Regions from separate parts of the Homo sapiens genome. Here region 2 is linked to region 1. A link is a loop called in an ENCODE intact Hi-C map of the cell type or tissue named here. Cell type or tissue: Calu3. All regions are shown on one strand. Each heading gives the region's core, and the rest is flanking DNA. Links, peaks and the distances in the headings are about the cores only.

Region 1 (8,348 bases), core at 48-8,047:
TCTACTCCTCCTCCATCCCTCCCACACATACCCAACATATTATAGTGGATCAGAAACAGGAAAACAGTAATAAAATCTCCCATTTGGGAAAATAAACAATGAAAAAACTCTTTTCATGAGAATGATGAAGATCTCATGCCCTCGCAGTGGATTAATATCCTTAGTTCTGCTTTCTGGTAAGAATGAATGTCAATATTCATTGCATTAAGATCCCTGTCTTTGCTGTCTGGGTGTTTCTTCCTTACATTAACCTCTGTGGCCACATCTGAAGTTGATGTTGAAAGTTTGCCCACTTTGAAGGCTATTCAGTTTTCATAGCCTGCTTCTTGCTACTGCAGGTTTTCCAGCTTGCAAGTTACACAGTCACAAGCCTTTGCACCCTAGCTTATAATTTATTTGACAAATACTATTCCGTCAGAAACATAATAGGATTCTTTTACGTTTCTCTCCATTCAGTTCTCTGTGCCAGTAACTACACCAAAGTTATTTTCTGGATGTGGTTCTTAAGCCTGCCTTATTTATTTCTGTCTATGCACCCAACATCTTTTGATGGCCTCATTTTAATGAAGCACATCCTCATCCCTCATTTTAATGGTCACTGTCTTAAAACTATTTGAAACAACAAGTATTGGTGGGATAGCAGCATCCTTAATCTAATCTTAACTGCAGAGCTGGATCCCTTTGTTTTGTCAAGAATTCCTTTGACCAAGGCACTAAACCTGACATGGGGTATTGGCTGCAAGGCCCCACATTTAAGCGGCCTTATTTCTTTCCATCTTTGCTTACAAACTAGCCAATTCTTGCTTGAGTAAACATGGCGAAGAACCACCAACACCCGGTATTGTGGCATTTTTCATGTACTTTTTCTGGGACTATGGGCTTTTTATGGGCACTAGTTTTGCAGATTATTGTAGGCAACAGTTTAATCAATTGTTTTATTTCCACATAACAGTGGTTATTAGTATCGTAGTAGTATGTTCTCCTTTTGCCTGCTACCTAATTACTAAGCTAGTACCACGTTTTAGGATTTTGTTATAGCAGTATCTTAATTCTGATATTAATTTCTATATTAAGGAAAAGGCCAGCTTACTGAGTTAGGTGGTATGGGTGCTATCTGGACCCAAATCCCAAACCTATATTTTAAGCATTATGCTATTCATATATATATTCTATATATCTAATATATATTTATATATATAAAATACATATTACACACACACACAGAGTATACCTCTTTCTGATGGCTAGTTAACTTTTGAGATCAAGAACTTAGCTATACCTCATACTTACTACAATTCCTAGCCTATAGTAGGTGTTCAATAAATGTTTGAATGAACAAATACCCATTTTATACCTGAGTAAGTTAAGGCATAGAGACTTGGCCAAACTTTACTTAGAATCAAAACCAGAACATAATCTAAACCCTGCACACAAGAATATATGTACAGGAGAAGCTATCTTCGACATCATTTCCACAAAATGGGGAATATCTTATATAAAGATAGCATTGTTTGATCTTAGAAATAGTTACCAGAAAATCTTTTGATGTGACTATTAAAGTTTAAAATAGCAGTTATGGGAGCTGGTAAAGTCTACATCTTTATAATGGAGAGAAGAAAAACTCTGTATCAAAGAGTGAACGTGGTCTTTATTCCAACATTTTTAGTACCTAAAATAATTATACCAAGGACAAAAGATAGATTTTTTTAAAATTTAAGCAGTATTTGAAATGTGAGGAAAACTATCCATAGCACATTGAAGCAATCATTGTGTCAAAGTATTTTAAATAGTTCTTTATACACACATACATACATATATGCATACATGCACACACATACATATATACGTACTCAGGGAGTTACTTTAAAATGGTGAGTTCCACCTCTTAAAAATTAATGAGCTTAGGGCCGGGCGCGGTGGCTCACGCCTGTAATCCCAGCACTTTGGGAGGCCGAGGCGGGTGGATCATGAGGTCAGGAGATCGAGACCATCCTGGCTAACAAGGTGAAACCCTGTTTCTACTAAAAATACAAAAAATTAGCCGGGCGCGGTGGCGGGCGCCTGTAGTCCCAGCTACTCGGGAGGCTGAGGCAGGAGAATGGCGTGAACCCGGGAAGCGGAGCTTGCAGTGAGCCGAGATTGCGCCACTGCAGTCCGCAGTCTGGCCTGGGCGACAGAGCGAGACTCCGTCTCAAAAAAAAAAAACAACAACAAAAAAAAAATTAATGAGCTTATAATGTTTTGTGTATTCATGAGGGTTCCTACTGAACTAAGAAAGTACTCTATTTGTTATTGTACTTTGAATTATATGTAAGTGAATCCTTAATAGAGATATAATAGTTAATATTGATATTGAAATTGTGAATGAAAAAAGTCTCTAAAACTTATTCATAAGCCTTCGAAGGACATATATCTTTTATATAAATTGAAAATAGTAAGTAACTAACAAAACATAGGTTTCCTTAAGACAGACTTTTTTATGTCTACTATTTGGTTTGAGATGTTACTTTTTTTTCTCATAGGGGGAACGGTGTATTTTTAACAACGGGAATCAGTAACTGGAAGTACAAGATTGGTTATTTAATAATGTTAAAAATGAGGCTTTGAAAAGCAGAGGTAAGAATATAACTTTTTTGCACTTAATTCTTAATAGATTCGAGTATTTGCCAAATTTCTATGAAGAACTGCTTCAAGAATTGGGAAGGGTCTGAGATTTTACCCCACTTGCAAGCTGACAAGTTAGTCTGCCACGGTGCCATGGATGTTGGCAGGACATGAGAGTCATGGATCAAGGTCGAGGATTGTTTATGCTCATAGCACTAGCAAGAGTACCAGGTGACACCTGTATGTGAGTAGTTTGTGTTACAGGAGAAGAACCCTGAATTAGGGGAACCTGAGTCTTTTAGAATGGACAGTAAACCTGCCTGACTTTTTTCCTGGAGGGAGGCTTTATCTGTATTATACAGAACAGTAGACAAATCTGCCCTTTGTTCTAGTATAAGACACTATCTCTGACTTCTAAGATTGTTCATTATACAAACATCCGTGAAAAGATAGTCTGGAACAAAGGCTGTCTATGTCTCTGCTTGTGAGACGTGTAGAAACATGAGAGATTTGTGAAGAATTGTCTTCCAACACTTTCTTACTCTAAATTGCTTTCTACACTTAGCTTACTTAACAGTCCAAGAAGTTATTCTTTAAATATGTACTGTTGATAAGGATGATTGTTATAATTTTTTTTAAATAGTGAAAAAATGGAAACTACTGAAGTCACCCAACAATAGGGGATTGTTTAATTATAACATGTTCCCAGTGTCATAGTTAACAATTAATGGCCGGGGGCGGTGGTTCATGCCTGTAATCCCAGCACTTTGGGAGGCTGAGGTGAGCAGATCACTTGAGGCCAGGAGTTCAAGACCAGCCTGGCCAACATGGCAAAACCCCATCTCTACTAAAAATACAAAAATTAGCTGAGCATGACGGCGCATGCCTATAGTCCCAGCTACTCAGAAGGCTGAGGCAGGAGAATGGCTTAAACCCCGGAGGCGGGGATTGCAGTGAGCCGAGAGCGCGCCACTGCACTCCAGCCTGGGTGACAGAGCGAGACTCTGTCTCACAAAAAAAAAAAAAAAAAATTAATATTGTAAAACTACATTATTGACATATATGTTCACTGAATAATTAAGTGAAATAAGCAGATGATAAAATGTACATGTGGTTTGATCCCACTATTAAAAAATTTTACAAATGCACACACATGAAGAACGTACCAAAGTATGTATTTCAGTGGATGGAATTGTGAATGTTTTCTATTTGTGCTTGTCTATTTTCTTTTCTTCAACTTCTTTGCAATTGAATACTTTAGAATTTGTAATAAAGGAAAAAATCTCTTTCTCTTTAAATTTAAAAGTGAAAAGTGATTTAAGAATTTTTTTCTTCACTTAAAGAAAAACCTTTCATCAGCTTAACTGGGGATTGAAGAGTGTTAATTTTTTTTTGACTCTGGAGTTACTTACATGTGCAATGTAGCACAAGAAGAGAATATTAGATATCTTCACTATTAAAAAAGTTCCTATCTATAAGAGATAAAGTTGAGTTTCTTTTAGCAATATGTTGTATTATTTATTATCACATAAATGTCATCAAGGGTAACAAATCTTAGAAAAAGCTTTCTGACAGGACAATCTTAAATTATAGAGAGTAGTGCAGCTTAGTAAGTATACATTCTGGTCCTATTTAGTTGGGTTAGGTTGTTAAGTACACTGAAATAATTTGTTTTTATTTTCTGCCTATGTGTCATATTCTAAAATATGTATAAATAATAGCATTTTTATAAGTTGGCATTTTTGTTACGCTTCTCATGATTTTTTCCCTTTCCTTAACAAAGGTGCTGTTATCAGAATAGTCTTCTGGGTATAAATTAAAAATGACTGAAGTTCAAGCAATGGTAGAATTCTCTGTGGAGCTAAACAAGTTCTACAATGTGGATTTGTTTCAGAGAGGGTATGTATTTTATTGTGAAAATGATATATTTTGCATAAGATGTACAGTTTAAATTTAAATTTAATTACATATTTTTATTCCAGCATATATAAGGAAAACAATGAACTATATTCAAGTAATTATTTTCTCAGATAAATTTTATTTATTAAATAGATATTTTGGGATTATTCACATGAATTTAATGATAATGCTGGATATACTGAACCTGTGTTTATGAATTTGTAGTGAGCCTTGAGAGGACTTTACTGTAAATGTATAAGGTCTAATTTTTGCTCTTTAAAATCTTATAGTATAATGGGAAAAAATAAGACATGCATACAAAGCAACTAAATAGAAATACAAACATACATGATGAAGCTTATTTCACTTGATTTTTCTGTATCAGTGAATGTAGTTTTATAATATCATTTTTAATTATTAACTATTACACTGTGACATGTTATAATTTAACAGTCACCCACTGTTGGGTATTTCATTTGTTTTCATCTTTTCACTATTTCACGAAAACACTAAAACAATAATCTTTATCAATGGTACCTATAAAGCAATGTAATAACTTCTTGGCGTTTTGGCTAAGATCAATAAGTATGTATAAGAGGTGCTCTAGGAATCAACAGAAAGACGTCTTTCTGGTTTAGTATGTTAGAAAAGGCATTATGGAGGGATAAGATCAAAGTATGGCTAAGACTTGGATAGGCAAAGTATAAAGTGAAAGATCATATTTGTAGAAGAGAACAGCATGATTCAGTACAGCCACATGAATCAAGTGTTGGAAATAGAAACGAACATGTTATTTTTAAGAATAATTAGGGGCCAGGTGTGGTGGCTCACACCTGTAATCCCAGGACTTTGGGAGGCCGAGGCGGGCAGATCACCAGAGGTCAGGAGTTTGAGACCAACCTGGCCAACATGGTGAAACCCTACCTCTACTAAAAATACAAAAATTAGCCGGGCGTGGTGGTGCACGCCTGTAATCCCAGCTACTTAGGAGTCTGAGGCAGGAGAATCGCTTGAATCCAGGAGACAGAGTTTGCAGTGAGCCGAGATTGCGCTAGTGCACTCCAGCCTGGGCAACAGAGCAAGACTCCATCTCAAGGAACGTTAAAAAAAATAAAAATTAAAAAAAAAGAATATTTAGGAAATTGGATATTTTCTAGGAGAATTACAGAAGAAAGGTAGTAAAGAATGGCAAGGTTATATTTGTGAAAGACTTTAATGTCTAGAGAAGAGTTGACACTAGGGATTTGGGTAACCATCAATAGTTTCTAAGTAAGGATAAAATTTTATCACTATTATTACAATAAGCACTTACTAACATGATGGATATTATGATACATTAGACTGATGGTTGTGTAGAAGAAATAGAAACCTAGGAAACAGTTTAGAGGCACTTGATAGTAACTCAAGATATAAATCTGGAGATCTATACAAAGAGTGGTGGCAGTGGGACTAACAGAAGAAGTAGAGCAAGAGATTCTCTATTTTTTTTTTTTGCCTTGACCTTGCCATCTTGTTGAAAAAATAAAAACAGCTGTGCCTGTGCTGTGGTCTGCTCTATATGGTCTCTAATTTCTTAGCAGGCCAGCCTGGACTTGTTCTCATGGTGGAGACAAGAGTCTGAGATAGAGAGCAGAAGGCCGGGTGCGGTGGCTCACGCCTGTAATCCCAGCACTTTGGGAGGCCAAGGCGGGCAGATCACCAGAGTTCAGGAGTTCGAGACCAGCCTGGCCAACATGGTGAAGCCCCATCTCTACTAAAAATATAAAAATTACCCAGGTGTGGTGGTGGACGCCTGTAATCCCAGCTACTCGGGAGGCTGAGGCAGAAGAATTGCTTGAACCCAGGAGACGTAGGTTTCAGTGAGCCGACACGGTGCCACTGCACTCCAGCCTGGGTAACAGAGTGAGACTCTATCTAAAAAAAAAAACAAAAAAAGAAAGAGAGCAGAAGATGCAAGTCTCCTTCAATTGACACACTGTTACTTCCACTGCATTCCATTGGCCAAGCAAGTCACAGTGCGAGGTCACGAGTCAGGCTGGTGGCTTTTTGGCCAGTACAATTCACTTAAAAAACTTTGTGGACTGTCCATATGGCTGATAAGTTTATTCCATGCTTTAAAGCCCACAGCCACAGTTGTTTTTGAGACATGCTTGCTCTCTAGATAGCATATCTACCAATCTCTGCTACTTGGGGATTAGAATTCTGTGGGATCATGCCCATCAACTTTCTAAAAATCCTTTTGTCATGCTGAGAACGTCTGCTTACATCTTAATTCTTTTAGTGATCTTAAGAAAGGAAGCTACAGCTACATCCTTGAGTTGATCTTTGTTCAAGGGCTTTGTTTTATTTTCAGGAGACTGCAGATGAAACAGTTTTATTTTCCAACCCAGCAAGTTCTAGTTGCTCTAGATTTCTTCTAGATTCTGCTTATAAAATGACTAGCTCTTTCTTTAGTTCATCTCTATCTTGCAGAACCTTATACTTAGCTAGGAGCAACCAGTTGGCGTTTTTGGTATTCTGCTTGGAAATTAATTTGCTAAGTCCAAAAGTTTCTTAGATACATTTTCTGAATTATTCCAGGTTAGTGTAAGATAGCATATTACATCACTCCATAACATGGTTACCATTTTCCTCATCTCCTATAGTTTCCTCATTATTTTTCCACCATTTGTAGCTGTAACTGTTAGTTTGGCCCCAGAATTAATGCCACTTATTTTAAGTTTTTGTTATGGCACACACCACTTCTAGGTATCGATTTCTGTATTGTTTATTGTCACAATAATGCAGCTAACCACAAACACAAAGACTCAATGGCATTATGGCAATAAACATTTATTTTTGCTCCTAAGTCTGTGGATCATCTCAACGGTTCTACTGATCTAGGGTGGCTTGGCTCATCTTTGCTGGGCTCACTTCATGAATGCACAGTCAGATGGCAGATTGGCCGGGCACTAGCTGGATGCAGAGTGGCCTCAGCTGGGCAGTCTCAGTTCTGTTTCACAGTCTCTCATCCTGCAGCTTATTCTCATGGACAAGGCATGGGTCCACAGAAGAGAGAAACCATGCCAGCAGACCTCATATCATCTAGGCTTGGAAATGATGCACTGTTACACCTCCACCACAAGATACTGGCCAAAGCAAGTCATAAGTAAGGCCAGCCCACATTTAAAAGGTGGGCAACTACACTCCACTTCTTAATGGGAGTCACACTGTAAGAGGTCTGAATATAAGGAAGAGCAAAATATAGGTGACATTTTTAAAATCAATCTACAGGTTACATTTTGTAGGTTTGTTTTTAACAACATGATTTTGACAAGCTAAATGTGTAAAAAGCAATTCAGTATTGGAGTTAGATTTGAAGACTAGCTAGAAAACAAATTGCTTGCTTAAGTTGTATTCATGAAAAAAATGATTATTTGGAAACCATTACTGTTTATAAAATAGTTTTCAAATATATGTAGTGTCCTCTGACCTATATATAAAATATATCATTATAAAATTATAAAATATTTTAATGTGTAATATAAACATAATATCAACATGTAAAATTGTTCTTTCCAAGTAAAACAGTGTTACTCTTTAGACAAAAAAGTCATGATGTGAAATCACTTTGCTTAATAAAATCATGTTAAGTTTTACCTCATACAATTTTAACACGGTGTTGTGTATTAACAATCAATGCTATAAATGTGTTCTAAAGAATAGAGGATAGAAATGTAATAACTTAATATTCACAAACACATTCTTTTAGCCACTAACCTCAGTATTTTATTCTTCCTCTAAAAAAATAAATTCAAGTTTTCTGACAATGGAAAAAATAGATGTATACTTAATCTCTACCTGCT
Region 2 (8,348 bases), core at 214-8,213, 56 kb before region 1:
AGAGCAAATGGATTCAAGAGGATAAAGAAGAGATGGGGCCTGTAGGAATTCTCTGGAGTGCCCATACATAGACCCAGATTCATTTCTACACAGTCTCCAATGGTGTCAGTTCAGTGGGAGAGAGCTGCCAGGACTCCAAGAAACAGCAGAGGGACATGAGACACTAAAGTCTGCTGAGAGAGTCCTGGAAGGCTTTACAATATGCTGGTCACATATAAGGTGACCCTTCAAAGAGGAGTAGGATTTTGTCAGATGGACAGAAGGGAGGGCAGGACATTCCATAAAAGGGAACGTTCAATGCAAAGGCCCAGAGTCTTAACATAGCATGTTTGGGAGAACAAAAAGTGATTTAGTATAAATGGAGGCTTGGAGCAAATTATTTAGAGATGATGACTGATACTCTCCCTAAGTATATAGATACTTGACAGTCCAAAAGAAAATTAGATATGTAATTCAGAATTTTAGAGCAGAAATAAGTGGAGTTTGCTAGACAAAGCCCCTCTAAGTAACTATGTCTTGGTGAAGATTTGTCTCACCCAAATTAACTAAGGGCAAAGTCAACACTAGATTTCTTGTCCACTAATCGACTTTGTTTGAAGTTGCCTGTGTGCCACACAGCCAGCTCTCACACCAGATTCAAACTGTTTGGCCTCATATTAGAAGTAGGGCCTTCAGGAACACACATACACACACAACATCCAATGACTATAAGGTCGGAGGGCAGGTGGGAAAATGGTAATTTTTCACTTCAATAGTTTATAATACTGAACATCTTTGAATGTTCTAATAAGAAAAAAACAAGAGAAGACATAAAAAGAATGAGGTAATACTATTATCTCTGCCAATGACAGAATAGGGGTCTAGCATTGTACTTGTTGCATAGCCAGTGGTGTGCTGGCAAATGTTTAACAGCCAGTATGCAGGGAAGGAATGGAACAGGGAGCTCATCTGTAGGGTTTTCCAGTTTCTATAGTGTAAGTATGCTTCTGTGGCTGATTTCAAGCTACCACTGTGGTATAATGGAGATGCTAACAATTGGTTCTCAGAAGTTAGTACAAGCTGGTTTAAGTGCACCACTGCTAGCAGAACTCAATAAGCATCCAGTAGATCCATCAACAACGAACCAACCACCACCTACAGGGCCTTCAACTTCCGCTGGCTTCAGTCAATGATTAAGCCACAGCTGCCCATTCCTGGCAGACAAAATGAAATAGTTAATCTATCTAGCTAAGAAGTGCTGCACTTCACAGAATATAAAGAGGCTAAACCCTCCTTTCCTAGCACTACGGCCCTCCTCTTCCCTACCTTAGCTCACCAGCATGGACTTGATCTTGGTCTAAATGATGCTGTTGTCCATCACACTTCCAGGAACAAGTATGACAAAAGCATTGGCCAGAACCAATGAAAAGATTCCTTTTGGAGTACTTAAGTCATTTAGCCTTGCTTGTGAAATTATTCTGAAATGAGGCAGGTGGAAGTTCAGCAGCAGTCATGCCAAAATCAAAGTCAAGTATGACATTCAGATATAATACTGAATGGGCTGGGCATGATGCCTCACACCTGTATTCTCAGCACTTTGGAAGGCGGAGGCAGACAGATCACTTGAGTTCAGGAGTGTGAGACCAGCCTGGACAACATGGTGAAACCCCATCTCTACTAAAAATACAAAAATTAGCTGGGCATGGTGGCAGGTGCCTATAATCCCAGCTACTTGGGAGCCTAGGCAGGAGAATCACTCCACCGGAGGTGGAGGTTGCAGTGAGCTGAGATCTCACCACTGCACTCGAGCCTGGGCAACAGAGTGAGACTCCATCTGAAATAAATAAATAAATTTTTCAAAAAGAGATAATACTGAATGATGAGAGGCGCCTATATGGAAGCCTGATGATATTCACAAGCAACCAATAGAAAGGCAGCAGTTTATTTGCCACTATTAACATCACTGATGGTGTTGCACCCTTAATATAGATGAATATGGATAAAAGTTCTGGAAAAAGTGCTAGTCTGCTTGCTTTCTTAGGACCTGAGCCATTCATCCCCCAGTCATGCTAAAGTGAGTATTTGAATGGTCTTTTAAAGAAAGGCTTTCTAGGGCTAGAAAACTGTGCTGGTAGCTTCCTCTGCAGGCCTTAACCACTTTATCAGCCCATCTGGCACTTCTATAACACTCACTGGGAGGCTTTCTGACTCTCCTAGCTTCAACCTAGCATTCTGATCTGCTGAATTGACTTTCTGATTCAACCGGGCCACCCTTCCAGCTCTCTGCTGCCCCCTTCTGTCGCCAAGCAGTAACGACTACGTTGGCCCCATCTTTTGGACAGGAATCTTGTACTCAAAACCAGTGACTTCTCTGTTCTTTCCCTTTTGGCCTCTGCATGTTTCTCTGAACTGTTAACAACTCTTCCTGCTTTGTACTCTGGTTTGGCTTCAAAGACAGCTGTCTCTCCTGGACTTTTTCACAACTTCTCAGTTAACATTTGTGAGTCCTTTCCTGAATTTCCTCTTTTTATCTCATTAATAAAGAACATATTCAAACAAACAATTCAAGGACATCTGCTTCTTTCCTTCTATACTCATTCCTAAGGGAAATTCTTCCCTTTACAGATTTTCAAACAACAGCCTCAATGGAAGTCACAGATTTCCATTACGAGAGCTAACATTTCATTTTCTCTATAGTCCTACATTTTTCACTTTTTTTTTTCACAGTCCTTATTTATACAGATTTCTGGGTTGGAGTTAGTTTAGCCAGCTGGTCTGGCCCTGGCATTCTAGCGACTAGACTATGATGTCTAGACCTCAAAAGGGCAAATTGTGTAGGTCTTTCTGAGAAAATTAGAATATTACTTCCCGTGTGGATGTCCAGGAAACTTCCACTGGAAATTTATCAAAACTGGGGAGATGATGATTAATCACATCCAAAGAATAAGCTAATATGTACACAAATGAGAGAAAAGTGAAAATAGGAACATTGTCTTGGTATGGACAAAGGGTTTGCTATGGCAGTCACCAGGCTAGTTTGTGTAGCCATGAGTTGAGGTTTCCTAACAAAACAAAGAGGTTCTTACCTCCAGAATGCTACTGGACCCACAAATATCAGGGACAGATTTGATGACTTCTTTAAGTTCCCTTCTTTAGGTTCTCACCTAGCAGTCTATAATTTTAGGATTGTGGAGAATATTAGCAATAATTAAACATGGCAGCCCTTAATCAATGGCATTTAGACAAGAAGATGATGCATTAAACATGCTGTTTTCACTGTCCTCCCCATCTTCACCCCTGTGCAGCCCTGTTAAGAATGAACACATTAATAATTTACAAACGCGCACATATGCTAATCTATTTTCTAAAGTGATGGAAAGATTCATAGTTTGCCAGTGTCCGTTCCAAACAGCATGATTTATTGAGGATTAAGGTTTAAGCTTATCCTCTCTAAATTCATCCTCAGTAATAAGATTTTGGTTCATTTGAATGTAAATGCTGCAGCTGAGTATCCAGAAGCTGCGTTTATTTAAATCCCTATCCAAGATATTACTGAACATGTTGCCTACATGTCTGACATAACTTTTTTGAAAGTAAGTTAACATTTACTCAGAAGTGAGCTGAGTCCACAATCAAATCACCTCATTTCTATTTTAAATAATTGTACTTTATTTCACCTTTAAACTTACCTTGGGTACGTTCCACTTTTATTTTTTAAAATAGTATTTTTCTGTCGCTGAATAAAACCAGCTGACCCAAAGCAACTTCTATGCTGACAATTTGATCAAAGTAGATCACTCTGAAGTAAGCATGACATATTCTGAGTAACGCAATATGCTTATTACAAAACAGCGTAAAAATGGCTTCATTACAATGTCAGTAGATAAAGACATTACTAATATTGGATTTTACATATTCTAAGGAAGGAATGGGACAGACTATTTTTGGCTTTGAATGTGACAGACATAATTTCATCAGTCATAAAAATAAACCCATGGTATGCAGATCTATCATTATATAAATGTGGAAAATTATACTCAAAGTTTAATTTAAAGCAGTGAATATAACCAATATTTGATATACATACATATCAGAATTTAAGATTGAACGTAGTTAATATTACTGGAAAAAAATAATAAATTATTCAATTATCTTCTGTTTACACTGCACCCAGAAATATTTTGTAAAATCTCGCCTGCTTCAATTGTAAGTGGTTAGAAACTAGCAATAAATTAGTAAGTCTTGAATTCCTAGGTTTTAAATTTCAGGCAGCCAAATTGAAAAAAATACAAGATTGATAAAGTCATAAAAACTTTATGTAAACACATAGTTCACTGCTTTGAATTAAAGAGTAAACATAAAGATTAGTCACTAATTTGCTGATGGTTCTTAACATTTCTTGGACATCTGCCAACATTTGTACATTTAAAGCTAGTAAAGAAACCAGAATTTCTTCAATCTTGCCACTAGATGGCATAGACTTGGAGACTCAGCCTTGGCTTAAAAGTAGTTTAAGCAAAACACAAAACACAGAATCTTTGTATGGTGGACATAGAGAAGAAAAGTTTGTATTAACTTGGGTCAAAGAGGATAAGAAGAAGAATAAATAAATAATATTTCCCTACATCATATTTAAGTTTTCCGTATGAAAGTTTAGAATACAAGAATTTTATAATTTGTCATACATGGGAACAGGGAAGAAAATTGGTGGTAAAAAATAAAATATATTCCTTGAAATTTATCCATTTTTAGCTATGAAAAAATTACCACAGGATAGGGAAGGATTAAAACCAGTGATTCCCCCTTTCCCCACTTTTGGAATGAACACAGGTAAATATATGCATGCAACTATTAGGAACAGATTAAAAATTAGTTGAATTTAAATTGAAAACATCTGGTGATCTATTGTGCAATTTAAATGCCTTAAATTTAGCTTTTTATTGATAAATATTCATGCTGATTTTCATTCCAAATAACATTTTTAACAGCTTTATTGAGATAAAATTTATATACCATAAAATCCAGCCATTCAAAGTGCACAATTCAGTGCTTGCTAGTATAGTCACAGGGTTGTACAACCATCACCATAATGTCAGGACATTTTTGTCCCCCTTGAAAGAATCCCTGTGTCTATTGGCTGTCATATCCATCCCCCTCCCTGTCCCACCTCATCAGCAACCTCTCATCTATTTGGTGTCTCTATGGACTTGCCTATTCTGGATATTTCATATAAATAGAATCATACAACATATGGTCTTTTGTGACTGATTTTGTTCATTTAGCATAATGTTTTCAAGATTTATCCGTATTTCAGTATGTATCAGAACTTCATTCCTTCTTAGGGCTGAAAATATTCCATTGTATAGATATCCCACATTTTCCTTATTCATTAATCAGTTGAACATTTGGATTGTTTCTACTTTTTGGCTATTATGAATCATACTACTATGAACACTGGTGTAGAGGTATCTGTTTGAATTTGTTTTCAAATTTTGGAGTACATACCTAGGAGTGGCATTGCTGGGTTATTGGTAATTCTGCTTAACTTTCACAACAGCTCCACCTTTTACATTCCCACCAGCAACGTACAAACATCTCAATTTATCTATATTTCTCCTTGGCAACATTTACTATTTCTGGGGTTTTTGTGTTTGCTTGTTTGTTTGTTTGTTTGTTTGTTTTGTATTGCCATCCTAGAGGGTGTGAAATGGTATTTCATTGTGGCTTGACTTGCACTTCCCTAATGCCTGATGATATAAACCATCTTTTCATGTGCTTACTGGTCATTTGTATATTTTCTTTAAAGAAATATCTATTCAAATCCTTTGCCTATTTGTAACTGGGTTGTTCGTCTTTTTTTATTGAGTTCTATGAGTTCTTTGTGTATTCTGAATATAAATCTCTTATCAGACACGTGGTTTCCAAATATTATTCCTGTGCTGTGGATTGTCTTTTCACTTTCTTAATGGCATCCTCTGTAGGGCAAACTTTTAAAAAAATTGTACATAGTTTAATTCACCATTTTTTTGGTCACCTTTGCTTTTGGTGTCGTATCTAAGAAACTATTGTCTAACACAAAGTCACTAAGATTTACTCCTATGTTTTCTTATAAGAGTTTGATTGCTCTTACATGAGATTTATGATCCATTTTGAGTTAACTATGTACCTCACATACAGTGTGAGGTAGAGCTCCAACTTCATTCTTTTGCATTTGGATATAGAGGTGTCTCACCATTATTTGTTGAAAAGACTATTATTGCCCGATTACTGAATTGTTTTGGTCCAAGTAACATTTTGTATCTTAAATAATTTGCATCGTTTGAAAGTAAAATTAAGAAGTATTATACCAGATGCTTTACTGAGGCTCAAACATTCAAAGGTTATACATTTCAAATAAGTTTGTGATTTCAACACAACTCTATGCCTAGCATCAGTAGATATGCAATAAAATGTTGATAAATGAATAAACATACAAACCTGTTTAATTTTTGTTTTCAAAAATCAAGTTATGTATCTCCACCTTCATTTTGCTTCATATATTTTATTTACAAACTACAAAATTCTGAGATTTCATAATACAGGACACTAGTAAATTTACTAAATGCTTGTTGATGTCTATTTGCTTCTTGATAAAAGTTGTTAATGTAAGAAAACTTGTTTAGAAGACTACATATATTGAAAAAGCATCTGGCTAAGTGGTCCAATTTACCTGGAACCTTTTTTTTTTTAAACATTTCTCATCAGTGCTGTCTCTCAAACTAACCAATCTGCTGGTAGCAACCACACATGATATACAAAATGCATCATCAACTTACCTAAGAAAAGTTAGTAATTACTTAAGAAAAGTACTATACAATGTGAGGATCATAACAATTAACACCAATTATTGAACATTGTACAGGTACTTTATGTCTGGTTAAGCTAATGGCCTAGAGTGGCAAAATTAGTATGCTGTGGAACCTGTGCTGAAACCCAGATCTGACTCCAAAAACAATGTTGCTGGCCTCTTTATTGTGTCATCCGAAGACAGTATGGATTGTGTTAAATTCCCCTATGAAGACCTAACACAGGTGTCTCTAGATAAGTAGACAGGATTTGTATTTATAATGGTAACACTGAGGAGGTTCAGGGGCGCATAAGATCCCCCATTTCAAAATGTGTTCCCCACCCAATATATTACTACAAATGTACACACAACTGTAAACAGCATAACAGAATGTGAAGCATGACAGCATTCATCATTTGTTCTTTTATTCATTCATTCAGCAAATATTTAGAGTGCTGGTTATGAACTAGACATTATCCTAGGCATTGGAGATTCATCAATAAACAAGACAATGTTCTTGCAATCATGGACCTTCTTGAGAGTGAATAGACTGAGATAAGAAATACAGGTATCTAAAAATAGAATAAGATCATTTTTGGTGGTGAAAAAGCTATGAAGAAAATTCAAAAGGATGATTAAATAAAGAGTTATGAGAGGGGAAGGGCTACTTTGGCTCAGAGAGTCAGCAAAGGTCTCTGTGAAAGTAATATTTGGACCCATACCAAAAACATGAAAAGGAGTGAGCTATGTGAAGATCTGGGAAAAAGGAGTTCTAGGTAGAGGGAACAGCAAGTGAAAACACATGGAGGTGAGAATGAGCCTAGCTGTTGGAGGAAGAGATAGAGATAGGTGATGGAACATAGTAGATGAGGGTGAGAGTGGTGGAGATGAAGTCTGGACAATAGGCTTCACATAAGCTCTTGTCCATCACAATAAGGAGTTTGGTTATTAATCTAATCATTTTGGGTAAACATTAGAGAATTTTAAGCAAAAAATAATATTGCCAGTGAATATGGTGAGAAGTAATTCAAGATATATTTTACAGGTAGAACCAGGAGAGCTTGTTGAAGTATCATATATACAGGTGAGAAAGAGAAAGAGTTAGATTCATGAAGCCAGGTACTTACACTGTAAAACATAATTCATACTTCTATTTTTGCAAAATAGAAATTGCAAATTTCCTAACATTATTGAAATTAAAAGAAAAACTGTGCTTCCTCTCTTCCTCGTCTTCTGCATCTCATCCCCACAGAGAATTGTATCATCATCACATCAGTTTCTGCATTCCAATAATTTTAGTCACACCATGCCTGTGCTGTGAATGACACATAGTTTATTGTACCAATGTGCTATGCACAGGAGGAAAGACAGAGTTATTCTTTCCAAGAAAACAAAAATCAACTATCTTGCCATATTCACCAAAGTGCTTTTCCCTTAAATAATTGAGTGTGTCCCTAGTGGTAAACGCGTCTGGGATTACTTGCCCCATCCATAGCCCCTTCTCTGAAAACTACTGATAAGGTTTGGCTCTGTGTCCCATCCC

What was found. Hi-C counts contacts between places; a loop is a spot of excess contacts. Peaks named below come from ENCODE experiments on the same cell type or tissue, not always from the same donor. Only the 100,000 strongest peaks of a DNase experiment are listed, where the experiment ranks them.
Region 2: a loop joins it to region 1, with 7 times the contacts of the local background. A loop is called at or near these places in 20 of 110 quality-filtered maps.

Annotation. Positions count from the first base shown.
Region 1 is chr6:70,423,917-70,432,264 of GRCh38, forward strand. FAM135A (family with sequence similarity 135 member A) reads left to right here. Exons shown (of 22, transcript NM_001162529.3): 3 at 2,523-2,616; 4 at 4,388-4,503. The coding sequence starts at 4,427. Among named protein-coding and RNA genes, the nearest start is that of FAM135A-AS1, 14 kb to the left of the region's middle. In Calu3, for the core only: no CTCF peak of the experiment used is centred there; DNase peaks (open chromatin) are centred at 2,835 and 3,345.
Region 2 is chr6:70,367,259-70,375,606 of GRCh38, forward strand. All of the region lies in intron 1 of LOC105377848 (a long non-coding RNA gene), which reads right to left. Among named protein-coding and RNA genes, the nearest start is that of LINC01610, 23 kb to the right of the region's middle. In Calu3, for the core only: CTCF peaks have their summits at 2,268 (motif pointing left), 2,523 and 4,533; a DNase peak (open chromatin) is centred at 2,273.